Linked DNA regions of Homo sapiens: region 1 is linked to region 2. The links are chromatin contacts, found by Hi-C or POLR2A ChIA-PET in ENCODE. All regions are on one chromosome and are shown on one strand. Each heading gives the region's core, a stretch centred on a gene start or an enhancer-like site at or near the end of the contact. The rest is flanking DNA. Distances are from core to core; before and after follow the strand shown.

Region 1 (5,553 bases), core at 274-2,773, 66 kb after region 2:
AGTAAAGATGCTTTCTAAATAATAGTAGTTTGCTATTAAGCTGTGAAATATTTCTATCTCAAAATGGGTAATATTGAATACTAAGCATTATACATTGAAATAACAAGTCATTTTCCAGGAGCATATTTTATCCAGTTAAATCTAAAATAAGTGTATTAATAAATAAGCTAGATTTTTTTTTTTTTCTTTTTGAGACGGAGTCTTGCTTTGTCACCCAGACTGCAGTGCAGTGGCATGGTCTTGGCTCTGCAACCTCTACCTCCCAGGTTCAAGCAGTTCTCCCTCAGCCTCCCAAATAGCTGGGATTACATGCATGTGCCACCACTCCTGGCTAATTTTTGTATTTTTAGTAGAGATGGGGTTTTACCATGTTGGCCAGGCCGGTCTTGAACTCCTGTCCTCAGGTGATCTGCCTGCCTCGGCCTTCCAAAATGCTGGGATTACAGGTGTGAGCCTCCATGCCCAGCCTAGATTTTTTTTTTCTTTTCAATAGCAAGAATTCCAAATGATTTAGCTGACCTATTTGGCACTGATTTTCTCTTTTTCTGGCAACATCAGCTAAATTCTGGACATTTTCTTAATGTCTAAACTAATTCTAACTGGTTATTTTCTTAATGGAATTTGATCATGATTATTGTATCTCTTTTGTGACTAAAGCATTTAGAAGAGTGTTACTGTTTTTTAAGTCACTGATCAAAAGCAGAGTAAAAAATAACTGTTTTCCACCCTTCAGTTTTCTCTGTAGGAATGGTGAGGATATTTAATGAAGAAGTTCCCCGTAAACGTTGACAGAATAGAAATGTTCCCTTTGGGCACATTCCCATTTCGACTACTACTAACCATAGGTTCTGGTTGATACACCCTGTCTTCCTGCTTCATGAAGTAATGTCATGGTCAGATTGACACTTTTTTTAAAAAGAGTAGTTTGTTTATGGTTTGGTTAAGAAAAAAAGCATTATGTGCTTAGCAGTATCAATGTGTTCTTTTACCTTCTATGGTTATTTAAAAGTGGAGGCTTATGGAGTAACGTGTTCTTGTTGTTTCATTTAACCTTGATATAGAAAAAAACAACAACAACAAATAAAATGATATTCTGAGTATGAGAAAATAGCCTCTTAAAAATGTTAGGTATTTTCTCTTCCAGGTAGAACTAACATTATCTCTTGGAGCCTTAGTAAGATTGTCACAATGAATGGATGGAAAGAAGATTTTTTTAATCAGCGAATTGCAGAGTCCATTTCTACAAATTTAGCAACTCTCATGTGTGATACTAAACATTATTTATTGCTATGTTTTTAAGCCATCCATTTACCAAGATTGAGTCAAAAATGTAGATGTTCTTTAGAATTCATCTACTAACAAATCTGAAAGGACCCAAGAATTTATTCAATATGGTCCATATTTTGCAGGAGTTTGTGGAAAACAGTAGGAAAGCAATGAAAGAAGCTGGTAAGGGAGGCGTCGCTGATTCCAGAGAGCTAAAGCCGATGGTAGGTGGAGATGAGGAGGTGGCCGCCCTCCAAGAATTTCACTTTCACTTCCTCTCTCTCTCTGTCTTCACTGACTGCACTTCTTCAGGAGAAGCTTTTGTTATCTGTATCACGCAGGACATGCTGCTCTTTCTGTTTGTGTGCTTACCCATCACTTGGATGGCAGAATTCTTGTCACAACTGAGACCACCTTCTATAAAAGTAAGCTGAAAGGAACAGCATCCTCGTCAGTGCTCGGCAGGGGCGGGTAGGGGATGATGGTTTTTTCCCTAAGGTAAAACTGCTGTTGCTCTTGTTTCCTTTTTAACTGTCAGTGTTTGGCTTTCATCAGACTGAACATTTTGGTGTACACTTGAACTGACGGTTTGATTTTTATCATTTTGGAAGGTGATCATAGCAATTCCTTTCAACTTGCTAAAATTCATACTCCCCCTTTTAAAAGTATGGTTCTGCTTACATTGCTGTCCTTTTCCCTTGGCTGACTTTTTCTTCTGTTGCCTAGGTTGTACTTTCTTTGTTTCTTAAGCTATTTTTCAGTAGCAAACAAGGCTGTTTTCATCAATACCCACATTCCCACTCAGTAAGACAATCTAGTCTTCTCCCAGTTTAATTGTGAGATGGATAAATTATTTCTGGTAGTTGATATTATATATGTATATGTACACAAATATATCTCTCTACTCCACTTTTATTTGAAAAAAGCAGCTTAATGAGTGTAAGAGAACCTTGAGCTGCTTTTCACATGGATATTGTCACTATAGCATAGAAACAGATGCCTCTATCATATATTGGTCTAATTACTTCCTAATTTAAACACGTATTTTTTTAAATAGCATGTTTATTTTCAAATATTATATAATTGTCTGCATCCTTAAATAATTTTAAACAATGTGTCCCCTGACTGCATATAATGTTCAAAAGTGTGAGGTAAGGACTTTCCTTTCTGTCTTCTTTACACTTTAGTAAATGATTTGATTTATAGCAAGTTTGTCCAACTTGCTGCCTGTGGGCCGCATATGGCTTAGGAAGGCTTTCAACACAAATTCGTAAACTTTATTAAAACATGAGATTTTTTGCCTTTTTTTTTTTAAGCCCATCAGCTATCCTTAATGTATTTTATATGTGGCCCAAGACAATTCTTCTTCCAGGATGGCCTGGGGAAGCCAAAAGATTGGATACCCCTGATTTGTAGGTTTTCAACTTTAAAATATATGCTATAAAATAAGTTCATTTAAGTAGGCTAGGCATGGTGGCTCATGTCTGTAATCCTAGCACTTTGGGAGGCCGAGGCAGGTGGATTGCCTGAGCTCAGCAGTTTGAGACCAGCCTGGGCAAAACGGTGAAACCCTGTCTCTACTAAAATACCAAAAAAAAAAAAAAAAAAAAATTAGCTGGGCATGGCGGCGTGTGCCTATAATCCGAGTTACTTGGGAGGCTGAAGCAGGAGAATTGCTTGAACCTGGGAGGCAGAGGTTGCAGTGAGCCAAGATGGCGCCATTGCATTCCAGCCTGGGCGACAGAGCGAGACTCCATCTCAAAAAAAAAAAAAAAAAAAAAAATATATATATATATGATATAAAATAAGCTCATTTAATTAAGAGTAAAGGAAATAGGTTTATTTTTGGAGGGAGGCAGGGAGGCTATATGTATATTCAAACTAATCGCATATTCAACCTAAGTTAAAGCCTCAATAAAATATTTAGATATAAAACCTTTCCTCTGTAACCCTTTCCAGTGCCTATTTTGGTGTTACTCTTACTTAATAGCATGAATAATTATAAAATCAAATTTAAATGTTTAGAATCCCAGAGCACAGATCACTCTAGTACCCACATAGCTCTGAATTTTAAGTTTGCATCACCTAGACATGATTGCTTGGGCAGATGGAGGCACACCAGTAATCTTCCCATCAGGTTCCATGCCTGCCCTCCACACCTTTCTGTATCCCTCTTATTTCACAAAAGCTGAGGAGGGCAGCAGTGGAGATTCTGCCAACCCTATGGCAACATGGAGAAATGAGGAAGGCTTCCTTCCTTCTACTGCTTGGAGGTCCTAATTGTTCAGCAAATCGATTCTAAGCCCAAAACTTAACAAGACATATGAAATCTTAAAATATAAACCAAGCTTTTCCCCCTTTTCTGTCTTTCTAGTGATTGAAGCTTTCATTACATCATTCAGTAATAAGCATTTAAAGAAAGGGAGAAATATTTCGAGGTTGAAGACTAGGTAATGTGGCCATGAGTTGGCACAGATTTCTATAGTATTCTTTAATGAATGGTAGATGAATTGTAGTAGATCAGAATGCAAGTATACTTTCCTTACCTAAACTCCTAATTTATAGGTAATAATCCTGGGAGAATTGCCCAGGTTATGTGGCATTCTACCAGATGCCAAATATTTTAGAAAGAGTTGTTTCCTATTAGTATTTTCAGTTTTGAAATAGTGTCCCTTACTTCAAACAATGCATTAAAATCTTTATTTAATTTTTGCTTTCATTTTATGCTGTTCATCAGTTCATTGCTTGCAGATTAATGGCAAAAACCCTCTGCTGCATCCCAAAATACATCTTCTATGTGCATTGTTCTGGTGCTTTGGACATTGTAGCATTGGGTCCCTAAGAATGATGTTTTAAATGGTTAAAAAGTTCCCAGAAGACAAGTGTGAAATGCTGCTCACAGAGTAGTTTTATTTTTTCAGCACCTTAGTACCTTCTTTATTTCTCTTCCATAGTATGCATGATTAGAGTTGGCCCCTACTAACACCATTCCTTTGCATGTGTTTCTAAAAAAGTATTTCAGAAATTTCTACTGAAAGTTTGGGGATTGATAGAATTTAGGATTGCTTATTTGTATTTGCTTGATATAATTCACATATTGTTGCTGTAGATGAAAGTTCTATAAAAGAGCATCATGCCTATTTTGCATTAGCTCTAGAAACATTGCTGCTGTTTGAATTCACTATCTTCCTCCCTCCTCAATGAGATATTTTAATTTAGGCTTCATTTTTAGCCTATAAAATAATGTTCAGTAAAATGAGGTTTTATATTTTCCTTTTGACAGCAGATCATTGAACTAAACATGAGAACTTCCGGTTTTGTTCTTGAACTTTTCCCTGAGAGAGGCTCGCTAGTTAAGGAAACTTTAAAGATTTATGAATTTTTTTATGATTCTCTGAAAGTGATTTTGGAAAAATGTACCAAAAGTGATGAAGAGGTTTAGGAAAGAGATTTTCTGACTGTCTGCTTGCTATCATATAGGAAAGAACTTAAAGAGAAAAGGGAGGAAAAATCCTAGACACTGTAGGAACATGGGCCAGAGAAGTATGCTCTGTGTATCTCAGAGATGATCCTGGATAAAGTGTGACTTTCAACATTCATAAGAATTTCAGCTCCAGGAATTCAGGGGAGAAGGATTCTCAGTCCATTTTGCTGTCTTGCTGTTTGTGACCATGTGTATATTTGTAACATCATTCATGATCTCCTTTTAATGGTAATTGTCTAAGATTATACTCTGTATGACTTTGTTTTCTAGGCTTCGGGAGCAAGTTCTGCTTGAACCTAGCCGACGGTTATGGAAACCCATTGACATTCCAAAACAATATATACACATAACTATGTATTTGTGTGTGTGGGTGTGTGTATATATGTATATGTATGTGTGTATATATGTATATGTATATACACACACACACATAAATCAGCCAAAATCAGAGAAAAGGAACAGGGATTTAATACCTTTTTTATGCTTATTTTTGTCAAACATGTACTCCTTTCATACGGGTGGCTTTTACAAGGCAACTTCCGTCATTTAATGTTTTCAACTGTAATTGTCTTAATGGAAATGTTAAAATTCATATCTGATTAACATTTTTAATAACTTAGAGGAGATTTTAACTTTATTTAAAAATAGGTAAAATTATTGTACCTAATTATGTCTAAAGTTTATTCAGGGGTAATTTCCCTGATGTCTGTATAAAATCAAGATCTTATTTTACTGATGCATAAGTCCTAGTGGGTCAAGACTAGGCATATGCTTTCAGATAAATAAGGAATTACTCCAATCAG
Region 2 (5,345 bases), core at 507-3,006:
TAAAGATGCTAACTAAATTTTCAGAAGGTAAGTTTATGGAGATGTCTTTGAAAATATTTTTTGTCATATTTTGGGGGTTCAAGGCAGGGCTTGCATTTTATCAGGGTAAAGTCAAGTAAAGTCGGCTGTGGAAGGATGGTACACATAATGGTGATTGGACGAAGAGGTGACTAGATGGTTATGAGGGTTTGGGGACTGAGAGGTGGCTCCAGGAGCCCATCTTCTAGTGAAGATGGAATTCTGATTAGAATACCAAGCTTGGTTCTCACTGTCTGAGGAATAGTGTGGTTGAGTCTACAGGTTGGAATTCTTGTTGGCCATCCTAAAGCCCAGAGAAGACTGGCACACACAGGAAGGTGCTCCTGACTCTATCTTGTACTCCTGACTCTATCTTGTGGAGTTGTAGAAGCTCAGAAGAAGAGAGGTATACATTTGTCCATTGGACTAATTCTTAAGTTTTACAGAGTATTCTCCCTACCTGTTGTCAAGGTATTCCTCAGAGCAGCCCAGTAGATCACCTACTTCTTCCCACACTTAGGGATACGTTTAAACAAATGGAGATGCTCTAAGCCTTTGATGAATTTGGCTTTGCTTTGAGGGAAAGCACTCCTCTCTCTGTCTCCTGTCAGTACTCTCTGATTCTAACTCTAACCTACTGTCACTCCCACTTTAGCATAAAGTGGAAAAGAGCAGCCTAGATAGATACCTCACATAAACTTGTATTTGAGAACTTATTTCCTCCCAAATTTACAAGCATTTGGAAATAGTAACATCTGTGACGTTCTAAATGAAAACTTATTGTATTATTTATACAGGTTTTTTTGTTTGTTTGTTTTTTGAGATGGAGTCTCGCCCTGTCACCCAGGCTGGAGTGCAATGGGCAAGATCTCAGCTCACTGCAACCTCCGCCTCCCGAGTTCAATAGATTCTCCTGCCTTAGCCTCCCAAGTAGCTGGGATCACAAGCACCTGCCACCACACCCAGCTAATTTTTGTATTTTTAGTAGAGATGGAGTTTCACCATGTTGGCCAGGCCAGTCTTGAACTCCTGACCTCAATGTTCCCCCCACCTCAGCCTCCCAAAGTGCTGGGATTATAGGCGTGAGCCACTACACCCGGCCTATACAGTTTTTTTCCTAAACTTTCATTCCCTCTCATGGAAAATATTAGAAGTTGTAAAGACGCTAACTAAATTTTCAGAAGGTAAATTTATGGAGATTTTTTTGTCATATTTTGTGACCATACTACTCTTAAGCCTAAATTTTTAAACTCTTTACAAAGGTAACATCTGTATTGCTAGTGCATTTCTGCCTTTAGGATAATACTTGCTGTGGAAAATACTGCGAGCAATTTGAAAGAGGAGATCCAGCTACGTACCTTAGAAAATGCGGGAGTTCAAAGTCAAAATGTTTTGCCAATTCTAAATAGGGAAGTGAAAACCTGTTTAACAGAATTAGATGACATGTATGCAGCTAGGCGGCAAGGAAGGGATGATTGGTTTTTCTCCGTGTTGTTTGACTAGGTGTATATGTTTGCCATGTCTAAGTTAAACAGCTGGTACAAATGCTCAATCTGAAGTCTCACTACTTGAGTTGGTTCTAGGTTACCTGACACCTGTGAAGATTTTTACAAGCTTTAGTCATTGTTCATGAGCTGATAGACAATGACCTTTGTAATATACTTCAGGTAATTATTAACTGCTTCAACTATGAGTTTGATGGCAATCAAGTGGGTTTGCCACCCACTTGTGTTTACCTGGGTGTCAGAGTTGAGGGCATCTAAGAAGTTAGAGGGCACACAGTCCACACACAACCACCCTTATATCTGACCCCAATTGCAAGATCAGGGGTCCATAAAACCACCTATTTCCTGGCAAATTATTTGCCAGGAAGACTTGCAGAACTCACTGAACGCTACTGTACTCATGGTTATGGTTTATTTTTAGGAAAGGATATAGAGTAAAATCAGCCAACAAAAGGAGTGCATGGGGCAGAGCTTCCATTGTTGTCTCCCTTGGGGAGAGTGGAGTACACGGAGTCCGAGCACAGTACTTTCTCAGTGTCAGTGTGTGACAATACACAGAGTATGGCTAACCAAAGAAGCTCACCTAAGCCTCAGTGTTCATAATTTTTGTTGGGACTCCATTATATGGCTGACTCAGGCTCCAGTCTCCAGCTCCTCTGGTCAATTTGATACCATGTGATCCCAAACTCTTAATCTAAACAACATTGTTGGTCTTTCTAGGGTGGTCGACGCCCACCCTAAATAGTATGTGGAGTGGTCTACCCCAACCCTAAAACACATTGTTAGACTTCTGTGACCCAAGAGCACCAAGTAAACAAAGACACTCCTATAAGGCTTAGAAATTAACTCCCAGAAGTGAAGGGCAAAGTCCAGATCTCTTTCTGAGTAAGGTTAAATTCTTACTACACACTGGGGCTCATTAAATTAAATTGGATTTTGTAAAGTCGATTTTCAGGAAGAAATTTAAAAATATTTCATTGTTATAGTTTTGTTGAGTTATAACTTACATATAGTAAAATTTACTCATTCAAGTGTAGTTTGAATTTGGTAACTATATGCAGTCATGCATCCTCCATCACAATCCATACTTCTTTTGCTCTTAGAAAATTACCTTGTGCCCCTTTGTAGTCAGTCCTTGCCCCCATTCTTGTCCCTAGACAACCACTGATCTGCTTTTCGTAGTATAGTTTTGTTTTTTCTAGAATGTCATATACAAATAATTATATATTATGTAGTATTTTGTGTCTACCTTTTAAAACATATAATAATGCTACTGAGATTCATGCATGTTGTTAAATACATCAGTGGTTAGTTCCTTTTAAATTACTGAGAAATATTCCATTGTGTGGCTATAACACAGTTTATCTGTTCACTAGGTTTTTTGCCATTTGGGTTATTTCAATATTTAACTTTTTTTTTTTTTTTTTTTTTACTATTGTGAGTAATACTGCTTTAACAATTTGTGTATGTAATTTAATATATTTCATTACTCTTGAAGAGTTAGATATATAGCATTGAGATTGCAGAGTCATGTGGTGAGGATGTTTAACTTTATAAGAAATTATCAAGCTGTTTCCCAAAGTGGTTGCTGCACTATTTTGCATTCCCACTACAATAGTAGGAGGGTTATATTTGCTTCACTTCCTCCTAACATTTTGTATTATGAGACTTTTTGTTATTTGTTACATTTTATTTTATTTTATTTTTTTTAGAGATAGGATCTCACTATGTTGCACAGTTTGGAGTGCCATGGCTATTTATTGGCATGATTATAGCACGCTACAGCCTCGAATTCCTGGCCTTAAGTGACCCTGAGGCTCCCATATAGCTGGGACTATAGGTACAGTCCCATGCATGTCACCATGCATGTCTCTGTTCTTTTTATTCTTAGCCATTCTAGTGAATCTGTAGTGGTATCTCACTGTGGTTTTAATTTGCATGTTTCTAATGACCGATGATGTTGACCATCTTTTTAAGTGCTGGTTGACCATCCATCTGTTTTCTTTTGTGAAGTATTCATATCTTGCATATTTTAAAACAAACTGGTTAGTCTTAATGAGTTATGAGCACTAAATCTGTATACAAGACCTTTGTTAGGTAAGTGTTTTGCAATTATTTTTTCTAATCTTTGGTTTGCTTTTTGTTTTCTTAGTGACATCTTTTGATGAGCAAAAGTTTTACATTTTGATAAAGTTGAATTTGTTTGTTTTTATTAATGGCTCATGTTTTTTGTGTACTATCTGGGAAATTACTGCCTTACCCCAAATTCACAATGATTTTTTTTTGTGCTTTCTACTGAAAGTTTTTTAGTTAGCGCTTATGTTGATATATATGATTCATTTTGATTTAATTTTTGATTATGGTGTGAAGAAAAGGTCAAGGTTTATCTTTTTTCTCCCATACAAAAATACAGTTATTCCAGAAGCATTTATTGAAAAGACTATCTTCCCCATTGAATTACTTTGCCACCTTTGTCAAAAATAGATTTTGTTATAGGTTTGATGGCATGAAAGGAGGCTGATGGAGTTTCTAGTAATAGCAGCTACCAGTATTATGGAGAAATAGAAATAGTTTACCTCAAATTAAATAAGCAAGGACATCATCTTTTTAATAGCACTATTTTAAATAACTAGTTGCAGCAAATCATAATAAAAGAGATAACTAGAATATGTATAGGTAGTTAGAAAGAAAAATAATACTATTTGCCAGTGACAAGGGACTATAACCTGGAATGTTTAGGAGATTCAACAAAAACGTATCTTGAAATGAGGCGCTTAAATTATAGGTTATAAAGCAGATGCCTAACTAAAGTCAGTCGTTTGTCTTATCAGTGCACAGAAAATACAATGAAAAATATAATACTTGTTTTATTAAAATAAAATCTAACAGGATATATGTGGGACCAAATACAGAGAGTTATAGTATTTTAATTAAAAAAAAAAAACAAGAGAGATATAATCTACTTCTGGTTGAGTAGTCTTAATATAGTAAAGATGACAATACTAACAAAGTTATTATATAGATTTAATAAAGTGCCAGTTAAGATCCCAGTAGGATGTGCATTGAACTTGATTGATAGTATAAATCACAGAGTAAAGGATCAGGGAAGAATTTCAGAGGAGAAATGTTTTTAAATTGTTTCTCATTCACAAAATAATTTGAAAGGATTAGAAGTAGGTGCATATATTGTAAGACAATGAAATGGGAATAAAAAAGATCAGGAGGCACACCGTGGAAGTGGAGAAGAGATGAGACCAGAAATCTAGGCTAAGTGTAGTTACTGACATAAAGCACTAAATTAGCTGTGAACTTTCTGGTTTTGAAGGCAGGAAGGGAAACATATGGGTTTCACCATGGGTTGGATATAAGACAACAGGGAATATTGGACACTTTGGACTTTACGTGTGTGTGCCCCATGTAAAGGAGATAGCTGCTAATTGGGGTGAGTTTTGGCATATGGGTAGATGGGGCCAGTGATGCTAAGTTTTCAAAAGAAGCCGGAAGTCTGTTAATGAGTAGAAGAGTGTATCAGTCTTATGATTTTTAAATGTTGGCAGTTAGCATACTAGCCAAATAAAAGGTGGGAGTGAAGGGTTACTCATTGTGTGAGTACAGGTCGTGTATCTATGGTTGTCATTATCTAATTAATAATTGTGTCACTTAGAGGAGAATGAAAGGGGTATTGCCATTCTAGGCCGAAACCTGTTCCAAAGGACAACAACAAGACTACCTGGACATAGGTTAAGAACAGTGATTGGAACAAAATAGAAACAGCAGAAATAAATACTGTGAAAGTAGTCAGTGTTTAACAAAAAATATTGG

Evidence for each region. Hi-C counts contacts between places; a loop is a spot of excess contacts on that map. ChIA-PET counts read pairs that join two places held with the same protein, here RNA polymerase II (POLR2A). Pooled maps may share reads with other maps.
Region 1: a loop to region 2 is called in a pooled map, with 2.1 times the contacts of the local background. The contact joins two enhancer-like sites. A Hi-C loop is called at or near these places in 2 of 168 maps with a recorded cell type or tissue (OCI-LY7 and gastrocnemius medialis), 2 of 37 single-sample maps with no recorded cell type and 3 of 50 pooled maps. POLR2A ChIA-PET finds 5 or more read pairs at or near these places in 3 of 52 experiments (CD8-positive, alpha-beta memory T cell, GM12878 and activated T-cell).

Annotation. Positions count from the first base shown.
Region 1 is chr9:105,384,013-105,389,565 of GRCh38, forward strand. SLC44A1 (solute carrier family 44 member 1) reads left to right here. Exons shown (of 16, transcript NM_080546.5): 15 at 1,410-1,490; 16 at 5,021-5,553. The coding sequence ends at 5,044. Among named protein-coding and RNA genes, the nearest start is that of FSD1L, 61 kb to the right of the region's middle. Within about 2 kb of position 1,524, at least 7 of the 41 ENCODE cell types and tissues checked have a DNase peak (open chromatin) inside an H3K27ac peak, as active enhancers do; they include OCI-LY7, where a contact is called at or near this core.
Region 2 is chr9:105,317,360-105,322,704 of GRCh38, forward strand. The region is part of intron 3 of SLC44A1 (solute carrier family 44 member 1); the gene reads left to right. Among named protein-coding and RNA genes, the nearest start is that of SLC44A1, 75 kb to the left of the region's middle. Within about 2 kb of position 1,757, at least 4 of the 41 ENCODE cell types and tissues checked have a DNase peak (open chromatin) inside an H3K27ac peak, as active enhancers do; they include OCI-LY7, where a contact is called at or near this core.